3 separate regions of the Homo sapiens genome follow, and regions 1 and 3 are each linked to region 2. The links are chromatin contacts, found by Hi-C or POLR2A ChIA-PET in ENCODE. All regions are on one chromosome and are shown on one strand. Each heading gives the region's core, a stretch centred on a gene start or an enhancer-like site at or near the end of the contact. The rest is flanking DNA. Distances are from core to core; before and after follow the strand shown. Region 1 overlaps ETV6 (ETS variant transcription factor 6). Region 2 overlaps ETV6 (ETS variant transcription factor 6). Region 3 overlaps ETV6 (ETS variant transcription factor 6).

Region 1 (3,848 bases), core at 324-2,823, 37 kb before region 2:
AATAACTAGAAGAATTGTACTGTTCCTAACACAAAAGAAAAATGTTTGAGGCAATAGATATGCCAGCTACCCTGATCTGATCATTACACATCTGCACAGATATCAAAATGTCACATGTACCCCCAAAATATGTACAACTATTATATATCAACAAAAAAAATCAAAGAGACAATTTAGAATAAGTATGGTCTCAAGCCTAGTGACTAATATGTGGACAAGTAGATCTGCACTAGGGTATACAGGAGGAAGTATTATGGAGACTTCATAAAAAGGGAGATGGGGCGGGGCGTGGTGGCTCACGCCTGTAATCCCAGCACTTTGGGAGGCCGAGGCGGGTGAATCACCTGAGGTCAGGAGTTCAAGACCAGCCTGGCCAACATGGTGAAACCCTGTCTCTACTACAAAAATTAGCCGGGTGTGGTGGTAGGTGCCTGTAATCCCAGCTACTCGGGAGGCTGAGGCAGGAGAATCTCTTGAACCTGGAAGGTGGAGGTTGCAGTCAGCTGAGGTTGTGCCACTACACTCCAGCCTGGGCGACAGAGTGAGACTCTGTCTCAAAAAAAAAAAAAAAAAAGGGAGATGGGGGACATGGTGGGAATTTGCTAAGCTCTTTTGTTAACTGCTTTAAAGAACTCAGACTAGGGAAGGAAACTTCTCTCAAGTTTATTGCTGGTTGTTATTTCCAGACCATTTGTCTTTCCCAAACTGCCCTTGGCCATCAAATCAGACTCCTGCTAGAGTAAGCCTCATGGTAGTGTCTCTTGGCTCACCTCTGTGGTTTTGCTAATTATTTTCATGTATTGACCTGGGATCACAGACCAGGCACCCAAAGGGACAGAGGTGAGTTCTTTTTCTTTGGGCCTCTTTGGATACTCATAACCCAAGTCCCTGTGACAGGTTTTGGAAAAATGGCACATCTGAAGGATTGGATCCGTGGTGCATTTTGTAATTGCTGTATCCTCTTTTCTTTAAGGTCTTGCTGTGTCACCCATGCTGAACTACAGTGGCGTGATCATAGCTCACCGTAACCTCAAAGTCCTGGGCTCAAGTGATCCTCCTGCCTCAGCCTCTGGAGTAGCTAGGACTACAGGTGCACCACCTTGCCTGGCTACTTTTTTAAAAAACTTTTTGTGGAGACGAGGTCTTGCTTTGTTGCCCAGGTTGCTCTCAGAACTCCTGGGCTCAAGTGATCCTCCCACCTCGGCCTCCCAAACTGCTAGGATTATAGGCATGAACCACTGTGCCCAGCCATTTTGTCCTCATTTTGACTTGAGATCTGGGAGATTTTAAAGATCCGTGTCATGAGTTCACTTGACTGGTGCTTTGCACTTTTGAGACCCGTCACTCTCCTGACTAATAGGTCTTGACGGCCACTAATGGCCAGCAATGGCTGGGAACAGCAGGACACTCTCACTTTGTACCTTTTGATCTGGTCTTTATTCAAAGTGGGGTGAACCCAGTAGGAGAGTTGTTGTTTTGGGGATAAAGTCTGGGTGACAGATTCTTCAGGCTGGGTAAGTCTCCTGTTCTCCCCGACTTTGAGACCTGAATGACCTGATTTGGCTGACTACACCTCCAGTCCCCTGGACAACAGCCAGCTCCTTTGATTTTGTGCCATTTAGTCCTTCCCTTCATCTGCTGACGCTGATACTTTCGGGTGAGGTGGAAGGAGAGAGCATACCTGTTGGTGAGGTAAGAGTGTTTTCCTTCAGAGAACCAAAGAAACAAAGGCTCCCTTTCTGAATTTTGTGTTCTGCCTCTTTGCATTTCTGAGGCTCCTTGTGTCTGGCAGGGCTGTGAGTGAGGAGATGAGGGTGTGCTCCTCTGCAGGCAGAAGTCAGCTGTAGGTCAGATGTGGCTTTGGAACACAATGGAATCCAGGGGGAATGTTGGCGAGCACAGCAAGGCTGGGGTGATGATCCTCTAATCTTTTGCAGCGTGCTGTAAGAGTATCTTTAACTTTCGCCGAGACAGGCAGGGCAATGAGCAAAAGGACCTCGGTGTTAGGTAACATCTCAAGTAGGGCACCTGGTAGTACACCTGTCTTGCATGTTCCCACCCTTCCCAACACTTTATCTTTTTGAAGCCATCTACCCTTAGAAAATGAACAAGGAGCCACTGACATAGACAGCAAGTATATTTACTTATCTTTTGGGTGCAAGGCAGTTTGCCCTGCTGGGAGAGATGTGGGATAAGGCCCCAGAGTGGAAAAAAACAAAAAACCTTAAAAATGCAAGAAGGAAGAAAGGTAGGTGAGCCAGCAGGTCCCACTGAAAGGCCTTGTTATTGCAGCAAAGAGGGAAGAGGTGGGCCCAGTGGCACAAATCACTAACATTCTTCTGACAGTCACTAGCCAGTTCTTCTGAGAATTTCTCTGTCTTGAAAAACTTGGTAAAATGGCCAAATGGAGCTTCTCCGAACTAGGGGGAATGCCTGTGTGTGCGTTCGTTGTTAGCCATCATGTTGAACAGTCTGATTTAAGGGAAAGTTGGTCTGTGTACATTTTCATTTCAGCTGTGGTCTTTGAAGGTTCACCATGGAGGAGGTGTGGGTGGATGAGAATAGAGTCTTCTGCCTCTTGGTTGGCTTATATGTAGGTTATAGGTGAATGTGAGTTCACAACCCCCAGCCTATTTCTTATTTGGGTGCACTTTTGGATGACTTGCAGGGCTGAGTTTGGGAAAACCCAGTTACTCTTCCTTTATGCACATATTTCTGCCAGACTAAATGCCAAATAGATAATTGGAAAGAATTTTCTTCGCAGCCCTGGTCCCCAAATTGGTGTCTGTGATTCTTCCTAGGGTCTCATATTATGAGAGTGCACTCCCTTTAATCTTTTGGGACCTCAAGTGGGGTCTGTGTGGACAAGATTGTGCTTCTTTGAGAAACTTCTTGCTGCACACCAGCCAGGGTAAGGCAAGAGTTAGTCCTGTTGGCTGGGTGGTTCTTGGGCAGTTGAGCATGCTTAGCACTTGAGAGGTTTCTGTTATACCATTTGCCAAAAGGGACATCTCTCCGCTGGTCCTAGTGCCCCAGGGCACAAATGGCAGGCTTTAGGAGAAAATGCACAATTTCAGGTTCAGTCTCTATCTGCATTTGTGTGCATGAATGGACTAATAATTGCAGTGCGTTGAACGATTTCTGCATATTCCAACACCTAGAAAGTAGCTTCCTGGATTAGGGAACGGTTCCTAGGTACAGCTACCAAAGGCTCAAGCTTAAGCACCAACACTGGAGGTTAGAATTAGCACGCTCTAGGGAGGACAGCGAGAGGGCAGCTGACACAATGCCTTTATGGGCTATTTTTAGCTTTAGTCAGGCCTATCTGGAGTGGCTTGTGCTTTCTTGGGCACCGTCCTGCATTTATTCCAGGGTTTGTGCTTGTGACTCTGTTTGCATATATGCCACATGTATCGCATGCTCATGGGATGATAAATTGCAGAAATTATGGCATAATCTGTTTTCTAGCATATAGAGGAAAAGATTACACAAAATCCAGCCTTGTTGTGGCGAAGAAACCTAACATATAGATGTAAAATATATCTCCTTGGAGGCCTGGCTTTGTGATGGGCTATGAACGGATTGTTAAACAGCAATGTGAGGGGCTGTTAGCAAGCTGTTTCTAAGAGCATCTCCCTGGTCTGGTCTGAAAAGGTGATGTGTACATATTGTACATTTGAGATAGTTTGCCTGTGGTGTTTATATGTTGGTAGGTTGTGTGTGTGTGTGTATGTGTGTGTGTGTGTGTCTTGTCTGTCTTCAGTGGTGAACTGAAAAAATAAAGTGTTGTTTACGTGCTTCTATGTTAGTGTCTACATTCCAAACTGGGCAATAGTTTTCTTTAAGCT
Region 2 (3,950 bases), core at 237-2,736:
GCTGGGTATGGTAGCAGGGGCCTGTAAACCCAGCTATTCAGGAGGCTGAGGCAGAAGAATTGCCTGAACCCGGGAGATGGAGGTTGCAGTGAGCTGAGATCATGCCACTGCACTTTAGCCTGGGCAACAGAGTATAAGACTCTGTCTCAAAAAAATAATAATAAAAATAAATAAGTTCCTTATTATAATTACTAAATATTGTATTTCCTCACTAGAATGCAAACTCCTTGAGGGCAGAGACTATTTCTTACATCATCTTTTTATTTCTAGTAGCAATTTGGCTGACACATGATTGATATTCAGTGTTTGTTGAACAGATAGATAAGTTATAGAAAAATTGTAGGTAATACTTCTGTAAATAATTGTTAAATTTAAATGAATAGATTTCCTTCCTGTCTTTTTCCCTAAGCTGCAATCAGTGAATCTACATGGATTACATAGATTGTGACTACACTGTGCCTTAACTCATCACTTAGGCAGTGGAGTCGATCATTTATTTTGTTGCCATGACTTGGCTGAAATTTCTTGGGGACTGACAGCAATGGCAGAAACTTGATGGGTCCTGAATGTCACCATAGCCTGTAAGCTACACAGGAGCCACCCGAGAACTCCTCCATTCGTGGTTGTAACTTCACAGAAATGCTTCCCAGTCAGAGGAGGTACTTAGCAGAGGCTGCAGGCATCTGAACAGACAGGTGCAGGAAAAGTTGAAAGGGAAGGTTAAGGGAGAAACATACTCCTCATCTCCGTTCTCAAGAAACGGCTTAAAGGTTGTAAAAGGATTCTGCTTTTAAGCTTGAGTCACTCATTTGACTTCTGTGGGCCTTGCAATTTCTCTGGTAAAATTAGAGAATATGACCAAGATTATCTCCAAGGACCTGTCTTACTTTTTAAGTTTCCTAATTCTGTGAAAAATGCTTAAGAAGGCCTCAGACTGATTAAGAATTTAGGGGTGTAAGTTTAAGTGGGGATACTGATAAAAGGGCAGGGGATGTTACTGTAAGAGCAATGGAAAAGTGTCTGAGTAGTGTAGCATATCCATTTGTGAGAGGAGTAATTAATTAAAAAATGAAGGCAGAATCCACATCTTCACAAAAGTTTCCTATCTCCTGGTTTGGATGAGTGTATTTAATGTGAACTAAGTTGCATGTGGGCTGTCTAATCTGGGCATCTGACTTGTGAATCCTTCCCATAACTAAGCCCCGAGAGATTTCCAATCATGCCCATAAGGTAATGCAATTTGGCAAGAGGATTTGGACTTGACGAAATCTCTTGTTCTATTTGGCATCCAGAAAAGGCTGACTTGCCTAATTTGAAAATAAATTGAAAACAAAAAAAATTTAAAAAAACCTCTGGTTGTTCCTTGTTTGATGAAATACCATAGAAAACTATTACTCTTTTTCCATACCCCATTACTATGGAGAATATGTTTTTACCACTGACTCTTCTAAGTATCTGTCCTTAGTTTCCTGTCCTTCCCTGCCACAGGTTCCAGGAAGGCTGAATCACTACAGCATGGTATTAAATCATAGAAATACGTGTGTATTTTGTACCATGTGGGTCTGCTTGCATTCCTAACATCTGCATTAGTATTAGTTTTCTATTGCTGCATAACAAACTGCCACAAATTTAGTGGTTTAAAACAACATTCATTTCTTATCTCAGTTTCTTTGGGTCAAGAATCTGGACACAGTTTACCTGGGTCATCTGCAAAGGGTCTCAGAAGGCTGTAATTAATGTGTTAGCCAGGGCTGTGTTCTGATCTGAGGCTTGACTGAGGAAGAACCCACTTTGTTAGCAGAATTTAGTACCTTGTGGTTGTAGGACAGAGGATTTTAGTTTCTTACTAGCTGTTGGTTGGAGGCTTCCCTCTGTTCCATACTATGTGGGCCTCCCAACCTAGACACCCACAACATGGCAGCCTGCTCCTTCAACAACTAGCAAGGGAGTTTAATGTTTTCCTGTAGCTCATATTTCTTTATAGGTGTGACCTCAATTTTTCCCCTAATACCTTTGTAAGATAGAAGTAGGGAGAACCAAGATAGATCCAAAAAGGCTGAATGAAATGCCTGAGATTGAGCTGGTGGTTGCATTGAACAATATAAATTGATGAATAACAATTTATTAATTGTGCCAGGCACTGTGCTAAGAGCTTCATGTCAGTACATTCTTGTTTAGTTCTTAGCACAACCCTCTGAGTTAGGTATTACTACTACTAAACTATTTAACAGGTAGGGAAGTTGGGGATTAGAGAGGTTATGTAACCTGCCTAAAGTTCACAGACAGAAAGTGCACAGCCCAGATTTGAACACAGGCAGATTCCAGAACCCACTATCATCGCACTCTGAAGATCTCTCCATTAGAGCACGATGCTGCCATGTTCAGGATTCTTCCTATCTTTTGTTAAATACTTAAGTTCCTGCAATATTGCAAAGGGATAATTGTAATAGGTTGCCCCTTTCAAAGTGCTTTAATAAAATGAAAGGACAACATTCTTTCTTTTCTGCTTGAGCCAGGCTTTCTCATTTTTCTGAAGACATCTAGGATAAATGGAAGGAAACCAGAATTTAGTGGGGTTTGCATGTATTGATAACAGTTTTGCTGAATACACATCCAAGAGCTAAAACATGCAAACTCTTCAAAATTGGTAGAATACAGCTTGCTCATTTTAATTCATTTAAAAATGTTCATTTTAATTAAGCATTACCCATTTTATTATTCCATAAAACACGAATCATCTGGAAAAGGCAGCATAGGTCTATTTTTCCAGCCTATAAAACTATATGTAGATGGATCTTGATGAGGGATGTACAAGATTTAATTAGAAACTGAAATTTTAGAGTAAAAAAATGCAGGGGTGTGTGTGTTTCTTCTATATTTGTGGAAACCCAAAGAGCTATCCTGCAGGATACTTGAAAATATATATAAATACAGAGGAGAAATAAAGTGCGGAGAAGGTTTGTTGATTATTGAGCTTTTTCATGGGTGATAGAATGGAGCAGCTGTAGGATGGAGGTAAAGAGGATAGGAAAATGCTCTTCTGGGTCAGACCCAGCCCCACATCCCAAAATGTTGTGGCCACCCTCTGTGTTATGTAAAATGTAGGAAGGTCCTCCCAGCTGGAGGACCTTCGAGTATACTGCGTTCCCCCTCCTCATTCACTAGGGAGGATGCAAAGGTGCAAATGGGCCAAGGTCATGCATTGGACTTCCTTCATTAAACTGTTATGAATTTGCCTTCCCTGAGCTCCTGTTGGAAAAATGTCTTGAACTTACTGTTGTTGTTTCTCCTACTGCGTTTGTATTTCTTTTTATAAACCTTAGTCCAAGTCAGCCCAGTGCTGTAGTTATTTGTGTATCTGTGTCATTCTCCCTAGGATGCCCTGGGCCATTTTTAATCAACTTTGATCCCCTTTCAGTGCCTTGCATGAGGCCTGGAACATTGGAGGTACACACTGTGTATTGACTGAATCGAGTGAAAGGTATTTGAATATACAGTTGACTCTTGAGCTACATGGGGGTTAGGTTGCTGACCCCTCACGCAGGAAAAATATCTGTGTATAACTTTTTAAAAAATAAATTTGGGGGTACAAGTGCAGTTTTGTTACATGGATATATTGTGTAGTGGTGAAGTCTGGGCTTTTAATATAGCCTTCACCCTAGTAGTGAACATTGTACCCAATAGGTAGGTTTTCAACCTTAACCTGCCTCCTATCTTTGGAGTCTCCAATATATGTTATTTCCCTCTGTATGTTCCTGTATACCCATTCTTTAGCTCCTGCTTATAAGTGAGAACATGCAATATCTTACTTTCTGTTTCTGAGTTATGTATATAACTTCTGAGTCCCCAAAAACATAACTACTAATAGCCTACTGCTGACTAGAAGCTTTACCGATAACGTAAATGGTTAATTAACACATATTTTGTTTGTTATATGTATTATATACTAT
Region 3 (3,875 bases), core at 221-2,720, 33 kb after region 2:
TAAATGGACTCTCCCCGAATCTGAGAGGGTTGCTCCCTAAGTCAACTACTTAATAATTAATGGAAAGGAGATGTGACAGGAATAGCCAATTTCCCTGTCCTGTTTGGTATGACTGTTGGCAATTTGATGATTCCTTCCTTAACCTTGAAGCAATCTCAGTTTGACTGACTCATACTATGGGGAAGATAGTGGCCTTTGAACTCTTGACTCAATACAGTCTTGACCTTGGTTAGATACTACCTTGACCTCTGGATAAAACTGTACTGGGCATTACTATTTTATTGATTGTTCTCTCAACAAAACAACCGTATCTTTAAAAAATTTTTTTATCTTACATGTCTGAAGTAGAAGGTCACCTCTTTTGTAGTGAAAAAATAACTATTTTCCCCATGGTGTGCTGAATGCATGGGTTAAAGCAGGTAGACCAGCTGTCCTGGGTTTTATCCCTATGTGTTTTTTGCTGATTCACAAAGGCATTTAATTTCTCTCTACCACGCTTTCTAGGTCTGCAAAATAGAAAGGGGAGTTCATGACCATCTATGCGTTACTGGGGGATTTTTCTGTGCAAGCGAAAATTATTGATGCAACCAGAGGACTTGCTGCCAGCGTCGAGGGGTGCATTTTACTCCCTCTGTAAAGAGGCCAGCAGTAATGATAGAAACACAGTGCATTTGACTCTGACCTTATATTTGACAACTCTTCCTCTACAATCCTTAAAAAACATGCCTCACCATTTAAGAGACCAGCAGCAGGCCTTCAGCAAAGCCCACGGTCTAGGCAGCCTTTGTAGGCCTCTGGGATTGTGGTGAGAAAACCTTATCCCTCTCTTATTTCCTGATAACTTTACATTTTAGAGGTGTCTGGAAAGAAAGGTGGCAGAAAAGCAGCATAACCTGCTTGACAAGTCCTGTACAAACAGAAGTCCAATGAGGCTGCTGCTCTGGGGTTGCCAAGCTCAAGGAAGCCAATTGTAGTGTGCACAAAGGTGCAAGTCACCAAGGCCTCAGAGAGCTCCAAGGAAGCCTGTGCAAAGGCAGGATTTAGAGTTCTAAGGACGGGTTGTCCAGCGCAGCCCAGCAGAGAACCTAGGTCCATAACTGTGGACTCTCCTGTGAGGGAGCCATGTTGCGGGGTGGACATCTGACAGTTGTCCCTGCTCTGTGAACCTGCGACTTCATCCTACAGGTGCAGAGAATGGTTTTGGCAACTCTCTCCACCGCAGAATGTGGGCGGACTTCTGAGCTGGGTTTGATTTTCCTCTTTTGCTTTGGAGTGTACAACAATCAACCCTTTAGAGCAGAAGTAGAGGAATGGAAGACTTTCCCATGGCCCAAGACCCCTCAGTGGGTTGCTGTTTGCTCTTCCCTAGAATATTATAATGTTCAATTTATGCCTCCAGGAGACCAGAGACACACGTTTCCCAAATGTGGGTACAGGTGGCTTTAAGCTGTTTCTGTGAGTAGAGGCCCAGTGACATGTTCCCCAGTGTAACCCCCTCCTTGGTTTCACATCCCCTCTACCCGATTCTAGGCCAAGCCCCTCCAGTGTAGTTGGTGACCCAGAACAGGTGAAAGTGAGGCTGCCTTTTGTAGCACTGCTCTTTGTGAATGGGAAGTGCTGCTGGGGAGAAATGATTTTAAGTGTGAGCTTTGCTGTTAGGGGCAGCCCTCTTTCTCCACTGCAATAAGAAGAGTCATGACTAAGTCTAGAAAGGCAGGTTTTGATCTTTAGGATACTGTGATGTATGAAATAAAGGTATGTCCTTCTTATTCGGTGTTGCATTGTCAGCACCTAACACAGTGTTTAATTAAAGCAAAAATTTTTGTATTGAAAATATAACTAGGTGGAGGAGTAAGTCAGTGCTACTTAAGTGTGAGTATTTGTCTTCCCTGATCAGATGGTTTTCTACGTACTCAAAATTTCATGTAGTAAGAATGCAGGATGCTTATGGAGAAAAGTGAGTGTTGTTTGTTTCTCCTTAATATTTATATATAAAAGCAAGAGCTTATTAAACTTTTAGACGTCTTTGGAGGTTTGAAATTTCCCACTGTTATTCTTAAGAAGAGAAGAGAAAGAATAATTTTTTTTCTTCTGTCTTATTGGCCTTTAAGGAAAAGCGAATTTCAGAAAAACATGGGACGGAACAGGAAGTGTTTACAGGTTTAGTCATACTTGTTAGGTATGAAAAAGCCCCACTGCCTTCTCATATTGTTTCTTTTATGAACTTAACACTTCCTACTTTGAGAATACCTTCCTCCCCAAGGGCTCAAAGCCCTTCATAGTCATTAATTTGCATCTTGCTAATTTTCTTAAAAAATTAAAATGTTAACTACCATTTAGCTGGTATTCTACCAGCTAAAACTTCCAGCTAAATGCATTTTGTCTGTCTGTATGTATTAGCTCAGTTGAAAATGTGATCCTACTGAAGGCAGTAGGGTAACCGGCTTGTCCCAGTTTCCCTGGGATTTCAGTTTTAGTACTGAAAACCCCACATCCCCGGAACCCCTTCAGTCCCAGACAAACCAGCATGGTTGGGTCACCCAAGAAGGCGACCAGTTCAGGTAGCTCTGCATAAAGAGAAGATGTTCCACCCTGCAGTCCTTACCTTAAATCTAGGCAGCTACCTTAAGAATTGACCTAGACAGCAGTGTGTGCATGGCTCAGTGCAAATCTTTAGCATCACCTGGTAGAAGACAACACTGAGCACACAGTCGCAGAACTAGTGCAGTTCGAGGTACGTGGAAATGTCTCTGCAAAGTAATATTTCTGGTTTCTTGTTTTTTTGTCTACCCTTTTCCCCTTTACTGCACTATATGGTGAAAAACGAAAACAAGAACTGCTAACTACCTGATTTCCGAAACAAGAAGTGTGATCTCAAATATTTCTGTTGATCTCAGGTTTTTCATCTGAAAAATGAGGATGCTGGTCTCAATTTCTAAGGCCCCTTCCTGCCCAAACTTACCAGGAGGAAAGAAGCTGGAAGTAGAAAGCAGGAGAGGTTCAAAAAGAAAATGGGATGCATCTCCTTTAGTAAGCTCTACTCTGGAGAAGGACGTTGTCCTTCAAGTACAAACCTTTTCACCGACTTGGGGAGTTTCCCCCCATTGTATCCCACCCCATCTTTTTCTGCCATCGTGCACTGTGTCGTTTGAATGTGCTGCTTTGTCAGGGCTGGGGGCTTCCTTGGTGCTCCAGCTTGGCCACATCCGACACACAGACCACCCCGTCCTCCTTCTGCCTCTAGAGGACCAAGAACAACCCTTGTTCTGAAAGCACCCTGTCCCTGAGCCTGAACACATGACCCTGGATGTCAGAAGATGCTCTTCTCCATTTCAATTGCCCAATTCCAGCTCTGTAATCATTATGTTAAATGATACAAGTTTCAAAAAATATATATTTCTAATAGACTTTCTATTATCTTCCTTAAATCCACAGTGTCACTTTCATTCTTACTCCTCATTTTGGGGTGAAAGTGTAGAAAGATTGTGGCTTTAGAATCTGACGTACTTTGCTTCAAATTCTAGCACCACTGTGTGACATTGGGAAGCCCGTTCTTTAACCCCACTCAGACTCTGTTTCTCCATTGATGAAATAGAAACATACAGTATCTTATGTGTCTGGCACATGGAAGGTACTCAGCATATTAATATTAACCACTTTGGGCTGGGCGCAGTGGCTCACGCCTGTAATTGCAGCACTTTGGGAGGCCAAAGCAGGCGGATCATGAGGTCAGGAGATTGAGACTATCCTGGTTAACACAGTGAAACCCTGTCTCTACTAAAAATACAAAAATTTAGCCAGGCATGGTGGCAGGTGCCTGTAGTCCCAGCTGCTCGGGAGGCTGAGGCAGGAGAATGGCGTGAATCCGGGAGGCA

What was found. A loop is a pair of places that touch in the nucleus more often than their neighbours do. ChIA-PET counts read pairs that join two places held with the same protein, here RNA polymerase II (POLR2A). Pooled maps may share reads with other maps.
Region 1: a map of esophagus muscularis mucosa shows a loop between it and region 2 (2.5-fold over the local background). The contact joins two enhancer-like sites. A Hi-C loop is called at or near these places in 34 of 168 maps with a recorded cell type or tissue (B cell, CD14-positive monocyte, Caco-2 and 21 more), 7 of 37 single-sample maps with no recorded cell type and 27 of 50 pooled maps. POLR2A ChIA-PET finds 5 or more read pairs at or near these places in 8 of 52 experiments (GM10248, MCF 10A, OCI-LY7 and 4 more).
Region 3: a map of aorta shows a loop between it and region 2 (12-fold over the local background). The contact joins two enhancer-like sites. A Hi-C loop is called at or near these places in 4 of 168 maps with a recorded cell type or tissue (B cell, Calu3, aorta and 1 more), 4 of 37 single-sample maps with no recorded cell type and 12 of 50 pooled maps. POLR2A ChIA-PET finds 5 or more read pairs at or near these places in 8 of 52 experiments (BJ, GM12878, H1 and 3 more).

Annotation. Positions count from the first base shown.
Region 1 is chr12:11,660,043-11,663,890 of GRCh38, forward strand. The region is part of intron 1 of ETV6 (ETS variant transcription factor 6); the gene reads left to right. Among named protein-coding and RNA genes, the nearest start is that of ETV6, 12 kb to the left of the region's middle. Within about 2 kb of position 1,574, at least 3 of the 41 ENCODE cell types and tissues checked have a DNase peak (open chromatin) inside an H3K27ac peak, as active enhancers do.
Region 2 is chr12:11,696,670-11,700,619 of GRCh38, forward strand. All of the region lies in intron 1 of ETV6 (ETS variant transcription factor 6), which reads left to right. Among named protein-coding and RNA genes, the nearest start is that of ETV6, 49 kb to the left of the region's middle. Within about 2 kb of position 1,487, at least 2 of the 41 ENCODE cell types and tissues checked have a DNase peak (open chromatin) inside an H3K27ac peak, as active enhancers do.
Region 3 is chr12:11,729,466-11,733,340 of GRCh38, forward strand. The region is part of intron 1 of ETV6 (ETS variant transcription factor 6); the gene reads left to right. Among named protein-coding and RNA genes, the nearest start is that of ETV6, 82 kb to the left of the region's middle. RefSeq lists enhancers at 951-1,060, 1,301-1,400. Within about 2 kb of position 1,471, at least 22 of the 41 ENCODE cell types and tissues checked have a DNase peak (open chromatin) inside an H3K27ac peak, as active enhancers do.